Regions from separate parts of the Homo sapiens genome. Here region 2 is linked to region 1. A link is a contact called in ENCODE Hi-C or POLR2A ChIA-PET data. All regions are on one chromosome and are shown on one strand. Each heading gives the region's core, a stretch centred on a gene start or an enhancer-like site at or near the end of the contact. The rest is flanking DNA. Distances are from core to core; before and after follow the strand shown.

Region 1 (5,054 bases), core at 683-3,182:
GTGAAAAAGATATATGGTTTAGAATTCTACATGTTATTAATTATTTGGTTCACTGTTGCTTGAAGTGTGTGCCGTAAAACACTAGTTCCAAAAAAAACTCCTATGGTCAAGTTTGGGAACTATAGAGTTCAACAAAGTCAATGATATCTCTTTACTGCAGAATTTCTCATATGCCAACGGTGTTATTCAACTCCAAGAGAGGGGTATGGTATGCAGCATTTCCAGATGGATTTCTCTTTAGTCTGAGAGCATCTTGCAGAACTTCAGAATGCACATACTTTGAAAAATTTTGGCTTATTAAATTACTGTAATGCATTTAAAACTTAACTCATATTTACCACTTTTCATTTAAAAAAGAAAAATCAAAACATTATAAAATATAATGTTAATTTTTATTTTCAAATGTGTATTCCTTTGATCTCTTTATTAATACAAAAATGTCAGGATGTTTTGTGTTTTGTACCTTGTCACTTCAAAAGACCTGGCCAAAATAATTGTCAGCCTGCATGATATTCAAAAGTAGCAGTTAGAAAATATACTTCAGGATGGGAGCGGTGGCTCACGCCTGTAATCCCAGCACTTCGGGAGGCCAAGGGGGGTGGATCACCTGAGGTCAGGAGTTCAAGAACAGCCTGGCCAACATAGTAAAACCCCATCTCTACTAAAAATACAAAATCAGCCACGTGTAATGTGCGTGCCTGTAGTCTCAGCTACTCAGGAAGCTGAGGCAGGAGAATCACTTGAACCCAGGAAGCGGAGGTTGCAGTGGGCTGGAGATTGTGCCACTGCACTCCAGCCTGGGCAACAGAGCGAGACTCCATCTCAAAAGCAAACAAACAAAAAAAAACATGAAAATATACTTCAATGTTAAATATTAACAACAATAAAAGGAATGGCTTCTCAGTGGTTAGGGATAGTCAAACTCTGATTTAAATCAAGCTTCCTCGCCTTGTGATAATAACAGTGTTCCCTTACCAAACAATGTTGAAATTTGACGATTCTTATTTTACTTACAATGGAAACTCTACTTTAATTCTAAATCCTTCTTATCAAAAGTGATGATTATTTAAAAGAACTATTTTTTCACCGAGTATTGACGTGTCCCAAAATTCAAACACAGAGAAAAATGCTTGTCAAAGGACCTGATGAAGTGGGTCCCATTTCCTGCCAGAAAGCAGAGATTTGGCAGAAAGCCAGGGTTCTCCCTTGGGAATGGAATTATGTTTCTCATTAACCCAGCCCCTCTCTTTCAGTACTTTCTTACTCGGAAAAAATTTCAATATGCATACATGATTCCTGTAAGTCCCTTTAACAGTATTTGTTCCTCAGGGTTTGCATCTGTGCATTAGGAAGAACCACATATGACCTAACAGAAGACTAATAAAATATTTTGAAAATTTAGATTTAAAAAATAATTTTCAAAGTGAACATCAATGACAATATCATAAAATAAGTATAGAATTGCTCTTGTGCCTACAATCATTCTCACACAAAATAACAATGCATGTTAAGTTATCAGAGAATTTGCTTAATGTCATTTTCTGTAGAACTGCTAAATATCCTAATACCTGCTTATTATGGCAGGGGAAAGATCTGATGACTTCTAATTTGCCAACATTCAAATAGAGTACATTTCTTATGAAACAAAAACTTAAAATGATCTGCTTACCACTGAAATTATTTTGAAATGAAACTGTACAGAGGGGAAACACAAAAAATACTCTGCCATATGGCCCGACAAGAGAAGCTAAAATGTTAAAAGTTTCATTTTTGCAAGAAAAGATTCCTATAGGTCTGTAAGTGTTTTAAGAGACTTTAGGACCTGTTTTTGCTTATATTATCTTAGTAACTTTGAATTATTAAGTTGAAGACGAAAGGGGTGGAACCCTTGTCAGACAAGTGCTTAATAACCCAGACTTAGAAAGCAAGACACGGAGGCCTGAGCCTGTCCTGTGGGTTAGCACGCTAACAGGAAACAGCTCAATCTGGATTTAATCATAGACCGTCGCTTTACTGACAAGATCACGGTACTGTGACCACAAAAATGTTTCATGTTTGTTTTTTTGGTTGATCTTTGTGCCTTTAGAATCCAGCTTTTTCTAAGAGAACATGTCTGAGTCCTATGGGGTAAATATCTAAAACTGTGCCCAAGTGTCCTACCAGGTAATTTCCATAATTATCGATTTTGGCATGAGACGGAGAGGAAAAAGGGCATGTGAGAGATGAAAGATGCCATATTTCAATTCCGTTTCCAGTCATGGAAAAATAAACTCTTTCACCTTCTAAAACATAAACTGTTAACCAGTTGGGTGTTTCTAATTTGAAAAAAAAAAAAAGTCCCTTCAATCAAAATAATAATTCAGTCATCTGATAGTTTAACAGGGAACGTGTTAAGCAAACAACCTCATTAGGATGGAGACAGTATGGAGTCCTCCACACCATGATCACTCTTCAGTATATCAGTTCTCAGGCATCTTGGCCTGAGCAGCAAAGTAAATAGTGAGTACTATTCCAGCTGTTAACTCCCTCCAAAAATCTAAAACCCACACCCAATCCCTACATTCATCCCCAAACACCAAAAGTAAGTTTTATGCTTCCTTTTCATATGCCCTACAACCACTATCCAGCAACAACAAACCACCACAATACAGGCTGAGGATCTTTTATCTCAAATTCTTGGGACTGAAAGTGGTTTGGATTTCAGAATTTTTCAGATTTTGAAATATTCCCACTATACTTACCATTCAAGTATCCCCATTCTGAAAATCCAAACTGCAAAACACTGCAATAAGCATGGATGTTGGAGCACTTTGAATTTCGGTTTTAAGATTAAGGATACTCCACCTGTATAGGAAAACCCACAAGCTGACTCACAAATAAGCTCTGCTCATCTCTCCATATTACTCAACTGCATAAATTTCTTTGCCATGCAACAAAATTTGCATCATTCTCTCAGCAGAAATCATGTATGTAATGACACCCAGCAGAACATGACAAGGCCAATACACCTGAGTACTACAGTGACTATTTACACACAGGACACTCAGAGATGTTAAGGTAAAGTCTAGAAAATACTTTAGGGCCCATGATGTCAAGCTCAACATGAGGTTCTGCCTTGTGTGAACTTTTATTAGGTTGGTGCAAAGGTGATTATGGCTTTTGCCATTAAAAATAGTGGCAAACTTAACAAAACTTAAACCAAAACTTGTCACAATCACCTTTGTGCTAACCTAATATTGGGTGGGAAGTCACTTTTTTGCTAGGTTAGGGTTGACAGATAAATTACAGGATGCCCAGTGAAATTTTAATTTCAGAGAAATAATGAATAATTACATACTATGTGGTATAAGTATGTCCCATTCCATGTTTGGGATCTATGCATACTAAAAAAACCTATTTGTTATTTATCTGAATTTGAAATGTAATTGTGTATCCTGTATTTTTATGCTACTAGCACATACACAATGGCTGTCTTTTCCATTTATTCATCTACTTATTCAGCTACATATTAACTAAATGGTACTATGTGCCAGGCACTGTGCAAGGTACTAGACATATAAAGGTAAATAGCATGCAGTTCTGGCAACCAAGTTGTTCAGTCTGGTGAAGGAAACAGACACAAAGAAACCATTACAATAAAATGTGAGTAAAATGGTGGAGAGAGAGGCAAGACATGGAGGGAAGCACCAAGAGGGGCCCAGTGTAAAGGAGGTGTCAGAAAAGGCTTCTTAAGTAGGTTCTGTCTGCACTGGGTTGTTTTGTTTTGTTTGTTTGTTAGAGATGCAGTCCATCTCTATTGCCCAGGCCGCAGTACAGTGGTGCAATCAGGGTTCAATGCAGCCTCAACCTCCCATGCTCAAGCATTCCTCCCACCTCAGCCTCCCAAGTAGCTGGGACTACAGGCACGCACCACCCCAGCTAATTTATTTATTTATTTATTTATTATTTATTTATTTATTTATTTATTTTTTAGAGACAAGGCCTCGCTATATTGCCCAAGCTGGTCTCAAACTCCTGGACTCAAGCGATTCTCCCACCTTGGCCTCTCAAAGTGCTAGCATTACAGGCATGAGCCACCATACCTGGCCTGCACTGGGTTTCACATAATGAATGAGAGTTAACTATGTTGGGGAGGGCACAGCAGGCAGAGAAACAAGCATTAAAAAAGTCATGAAAACGCTATCCCAAAGTATGGAACTTTGACATGCTGAGGACTTTGAACTAAAGGAATTGGAAGGCCTCAGAAGCAGCCTCAGAAGCAAATTCTCTGACCTTTTCCTGCCCTCCTGTCTCCTACACTTCTTTCTCCCTTGAAGTGAATCATAGAAACCAGGATTCCTCCTTCCCAAGGTGAGTCATAGAAACTAGAACCCCCTCTTATCCTAAAGCAAGGCTTAAAGCCTGGAAATATTGCTCTAACCTCCCTCACCTTTTTGTTTAGAAGCTGACCATAAATTCTCTGACCTACCTTGTCTGATAGTAGATCATAAGACCCTCATTCCATAGGGGTCCTGGCCCACACCCAGGGGGAAAGAAGAATACTACAAAGAGTGGCCAGGAAGAATCTGAACAGACAGGCCTTGCTGGGTTCCCCCTTAGTCTATTACCATTAGATCATACCCGTTTCATCCAATCACATTTCCACATGGCTGTCCATTCTTCATTGACTCTAAGCATAAAAATGGAAAGTTTCCTCTGGCTCTTTGGGCCATTATTTCTGAAGGCTCCCATGTCACATAAAACTTTGATTAAAGAAATCTGTTATGCTTTTCTCTTGTTAACCTGTCTTTTGTTATAGGAGAGTTACCGATGACCCTTATGATGGGTGAGGAAAGGCATCATACCTTTCCACCACTACAGGGGGAAAATGTGTGGCTGCATAAACAATATGACAGAGGGAAGGAATGCTTTGGCTGGAGAGCCAGCAGGAGACTACCTGATTATGGAGGACTTAGGTTGCATGCTAAGGAGCTGAGACTCTGTGTCCTGTTGAAATGGGAGACCAATGATGAGGTTTTAAGCATAGTCAAGGAAATCAACGTGGAGGACAGATT
Region 2 (5,054 bases), core at 686-3,185, 190 kb before region 1:
ACTGTAGCTGGTACATCTGTTACAGTACTTCTAACAGATGTTTAACTCTCAGTCTTCCCTACAAGACTGTGAGCCCCTTGAAAGTGGGAACAATTCCTGAAAATGGATGGAGGGGAAGGAAATGTCTGTAGGCCATTCGATAAAAAAATATGAAGATTAGAGAAGAGATTAGAGCAGAAGACATAGATTTTGAGGATATAACCACAGGAGACCATATGGAGTGGGAAGACTAGCACACTATAGGGAGGCACACAGTGAAGGGGCTTGGCTCAGAGACAAGTAGTATCAGAGGAGATCTAGGATGGGAGATTATGTAATCGAAGTCCAGGAAGGTGAGAACGGAAGAGTTTACTGAATCTGCCAATGCTGAGGCCATCTGTTGGTTTTGCAGAACAGTGGGGAGGGCTGACGCCTTACTGCACTGTGGTGGGAAAGATGGGAGATGAAGAAGTGGAGAATACAAGTATAGATCTCTCTTCCAAGGAGCTTGGTCAAGCAAAGGGATGACTAGAAGAAGACACAGGACTTTTTTTTAAAGCTTTTCTTTCTTTTTTTTTTAACGGATAAGAGAAGACTGACCAAGTATTTAGCTTGAGAGAAAGGAGTTGATAGAGATCAGTTGAAGATTCAGTAGAGAGTGGAATGATAGAGAAAAATCATGGGCTAGAAAGGGAGACCTCTCCCTTTCTAGTCTGTGATCAAAGACCCTGTCGTGAGGAGGCACCTGCAAGTAAGAAAGGTCTTGGTAGGGATGCTAGTTGGAGACAGTGGTGTTGGGGGAGCTGGATGAAGGAGGTGATATACTTCAAAAGACAGTAGGGAAGACTTCTAATAGTTGCTGAGAAGGATTGATAACAACTAATAAAAAGACTATGGGACAGACCTGAGGGTGAGTTGGGATTGGAGATCATGAATGTGCACTGGCACCAAAACACCCTCCATACTTATCTATCAAAGGCTACACAATATATCTTCAAAACTAAATATCCAGCCGAGCATGGTGGCTGATGCCTGTAATCGTAACACTTTGGGAGGCCGAGTTGGGCAGATCACTTGAGCCCAGGAGTTCCAGACCAGCCTGGGCAAAATGGTGAAAACCCGTCTCTACAAAAAAAAAAAAAAAAAAAAAAATTAGCTAGGCGTGGTGATGGACACCTGTGGTCCCAGCTACTCGGGAGGCTGAGGTGGGAGGATTGCTTGAGCCCAGGAGGTCGAGGCTGCAGTGAATTGTGATCGTGCCTCTGCACTCCAGCCCCGGCAACAGAGTGAGGCCCTGTCTCAAAAAAAAAAAAAAAAAAAAAGTAAATCTCCTTTAGCAGTGTATGCCAGCAGTTTCATTTTATGTGCTAATTGTGTTCTTCCTTCACCCCTTCTTTTCTTCCTTATCTCTTCTCTGCTCTCCAACATGCGCGAATTTTCCCTCTTTGTTACTCTATCATATTGGCTTATTACGGAAAAAGAAAACCAGCTAAGTGAATTTATTCTTTCACAGCCCTCCTGTGAGGAGGCTTACTGGGTTCACAGTAGAGTGAGGCTTCAGGACAGTGTCTCCCAAGGGCTTTCTTTTATTTTGCGGGGTCTGATCTGGCTCCAAAATTCTCCAAGTCTTCAAACTTTGTGTTATTAGGTGTCTACTCAGTCAAGAATGAATTTCAGAAGTTGAGTATATAAGAAAATGCGACATGCTGCCTTTGCGGTGGTTAAACAAGTGTTTGTCATAATCGTGAATAGTTGGGGAGACTTTTCATTTTAGAACTCTACTCAGTCAATAGGTGCATTATGAAAACTGGATACATTGCATCACTGTGAAGGGCTTCAGTCTGCGGTTTGCAAAAGCAGAATAAATTTTCTTGGGGTTGTACCGTTATGTACACACACACACACACACACACACACACACACACACACTCACAGGCTCATTGGCAGACAGGGCCACAACTCGCGGCTCTAGGGAAGGCCACAGACCTCAGCTGTACGAGCGGAACCTGGACTAGAGGAACTTTCCTCAGGACTCAGGGCACACAGCCCCTCGGCCACTACTGTCTGCGAGCCCGAGGCGCAGGGGAGCGCCAGCGGCTGCAGGTACGCTGCGCACCCGCACTGGGGCCTGGGCGGTGCAGCGGCGGCGGGAGGGTCCTGGGAACCGCAGCCGCCGAGGCCAGTGTGTGAGCCGGCCGGCCGCGGCAAGCCGCATCCCCCGGCCGCCCCTCGCAGCCCCTTGCTCCCCGGCAGCCGCCGCCGCCCTCAGGCAGCCCAGCCGGGCGCTCGCGCCAGGACTTCCCCGCCGCCCGCCTCGGCCCGGAACATGGCTGCGCGCCCTGCTGCCACCCTCGCCTGGTCGCTACTGCTCCTCTCCTCAGCCCTGCTCCGCGAAGGCTGCCGAGCGCGCTTCGTCGCCGAGCGGGACTCGGAGGACGACGGAGAGGAGCCGGTGGTTTTCCCGGAGTCGCCCCTGCAGAGCCCCACGGTGCTCGTGGCGGTCCTCGCCCGCAACGCGGCGCACACGCTGCCGCACTTCCTCGGCTGCCTGGAGCGGCTGGACTACCCCAAGAGCAGGATGGCCATCTGGTGAGCGCGCACGGGCCCCGGGCCGCCGCGGCGGGACGCGGGGGCGGCCTGCCCAGCGCGGACAGCGCCCGGAGCAGCAGCTGCAGGGCGAGGGAGCCGCTGGAGGGGCGGGGGGGCACGCGGAAAATCTGGCGCACACACCCCCTCGCTGCCCGCGCCGGTGGCTGGCGGATCGGGCGGTCAGGCTGCGGAGGGACGCGCGGGTCAGTGTGCGCAGAGGGTGCTGATGGGGAGAACCGGACCGCTGGAGCTCTGGAGGGTAGCCTGCGAATTGGGGCTTTGTCCCACAAGGGGCATGGGGGACACCCCTCAAGGGGACTTTCAGTTCCCTCGCTTTTAACTCTCGAGGTTTCCTCTTTCCCCACCTCATACTGCTAGCCCTGACGTGAGGGGATAGGGTGCCTGTCGCCGTATTCCCATGTAGATACGACAGATGGAACGTAACTGCGGTTGGCCAGGGGCTCCGCAGTGGCTGGGGCGCCGCAGTGCGCTGCTCTGACTTTCCGGTGCCGGGCTCCTGCTCCAGGCTGGAAATGTGCTCCTAGCTCTCCTAGGGGGACCTGGACCTAGGGGTGGAGATTGGGCGGAGCCCGCGGAGTGTGCCCAACCATGGCACCACCGTGGGCCTGGTCTCCTGCGAGCGCTCCGGGCTGTCCCTGCCGGTGCATCGGGGTTCCACGTCCCGGGGAGAGACGAAGATGCCCTGGGAAAGATAAACAGCCAAGTTTTGTCCCCGGAGGAAAGAAGCTTGGACCTGGTCCCTGTGTCTGCTGCGGGGAGGGCCAGGGGATAAGTGCGGGTGCCTGCCCGCCCCACCTTGTAGAACTTGGTCGTCTCGCACCTTTTATAAACGCGAGGATCCGAGGGCGAGAAGTTAGTTGGTGGCCAGGTTAGCCGCTGAGTGGGTTGTGGAGGACAAGGAGGTGGATGCTGGCCAGGGGAGATGTGCTGTCAGGTAGGTACTCGGACAAGAAGACTCTGGCCCCCTGAGGAAGACAGAGCCCAGGTCACTCTGGAGCAATTTCTGTCTTGTGTTGATAAAGGGAGCTGTTCTCAGGCGAGACACATCCTTAAAGCAGCGGTTGGGCAAAGAGAGGAAGAGGAGTAAAAGCAGCAGCTAGAATTGGCAGCCTCAGAGTACCTGGTGGGAGAGGTGCAAAGGTGCGAAAGCAAACATGTGATATAGTACAGCTCTGTGCTGTACACTGCTTTACTATATACCCTGCCATACGTGACCGCCTGGCGGAGAAGGGCATATTATGTGGAAAGAGAGCACTGGGACAGCCAGGCTTTAAACCAGAAGGAAGGATTTTTTTTTAACCACTTCGGTACCAAAAGAAATTCACACATATCAGTTACCTTAGTTGTTGTGTTTTTTTTAAGAGATATTTTAAAATATGGTTTTGATCTTTATGCATGATTTAGTTTTTTAAAACGTTACAGTATTTACCATAAGAAGTTGGTGAGTGGTGAAGCAGGTGTCAGGCACATGCTTTGCTACCTGATTTAGAGACATTACCTCTTTTTATCATACAGTAAACTTTTAAGAGGATGCTATGATGTTTATTTTGCAAAGAAAGAGACAGACTTGCATCAGTTCAGTAAGTCACTTAAAGTGACAGAATTAATAAATGGTGAAACTGGAATTTGAACCCAAGGCCACCCTAAAAAGGCAGGAAACATGATATAAACAAAATTTACATAAGCCTATAATCTACAAATTAGGAGACTTGAGTTGTTTATTACTAGTTTGATATGTGATTTGGGGCTGGTTGCTTGGGATCCATAGGCATCAGTTGCCTCATCAATAAAACGAGGGAGTTGGAATAAATGATTTCAAAAATTCTTTATGGCTCTTGAATTCCATAGATTTTGCAATATAATTAGGATCAACCAGCATCAATGTACATCCTAAGTTCCCTGTAAGTTCCAGATGGTATGGACACTGGTGTCTTACTTAGATGAGAGAATTCCAGTTCTGCATAGACCTTTGAAATCTGTTGTCTTTTATGTCCAGCATTGGCAGGTTAAGCAAGAAGTGCAAGGCCATGCTTGCGTCAGTCATTGAAGACTCTTCTTTGAAAAATTTTGGTTCTGTCTTTAAAACATTGTGTAATTCTTTAGGTAACAATAATACAAATCCCAGTTTCTAAATAGTTCTTTTCAGCTCACAAAGGAGCTGTAAAGAACCTTTGGAAATAACTTCCATGCACTGTTAACTCATTTGATTCTTACTGCCATTCTGTGAAGAAATAAAATTATCTCTATTTCCCAGAAGAAGAAATGTGTTTAAAGTGATTGACTTACTCAAAATTACATTTATTTATAAATTCCACACATAATAATAAGAGCTCGTGGTTCTTCTAAGAACTTCACATTCATTTTCTGGTTTAAGCTTCAAAATGACCCTATCAGATATGCACTGTTATTATACCACTTTACAGGTGAGAGAACTGAGGTACAGAGAGGCTGTACAAGCATATTCT

What was found. A loop is a pair of places that touch in the nucleus more often than their neighbours do. ChIA-PET counts read pairs that join two places held with the same protein, here RNA polymerase II (POLR2A). Pooled maps may share reads with other maps.
Region 2: a loop to region 1 is called in a map of HepG2, with 2.5 times the contacts of the local background. The contact joins the promoter of COLGALT2 here to the enhancer-like site in region 1. A Hi-C loop is called at or near these places in 1 of 168 maps with a recorded cell type or tissue (HepG2) and 4 of 50 pooled maps. POLR2A ChIA-PET finds 5 or more read pairs at or near these places in 1 of 52 experiments (activated CD8-positive, alpha-beta memory T cell).

What each region holds. Positions count from the first base shown.
Region 1 is chr1:183,839,615-183,844,668 of GRCh38, reverse strand. All of the region lies in intron 2 of RGL1 (ral guanine nucleotide dissociation stimulator like 1), which reads right to left. Among named protein-coding and RNA genes, the nearest start is that of RGL1, 37 kb to the right of the region's middle. RefSeq lists an enhancer at 2,832-2,881. Within about 2 kb of position 1,932, at least 18 of the 41 ENCODE cell types and tissues checked have a DNase peak (open chromatin) inside an H3K27ac peak, as active enhancers do.
Region 2 is chr1:184,034,609-184,039,662 of GRCh38, reverse strand. It overlaps COLGALT2 (collagen beta(1-O)galactosyltransferase 2), which reads left to right and starts at 1,935. Exons shown (of 12, transcript NM_015101.4): 1 at 1,935-2,568. The coding sequence starts at 2,306. RefSeq lists a silencer at 2,123-2,212.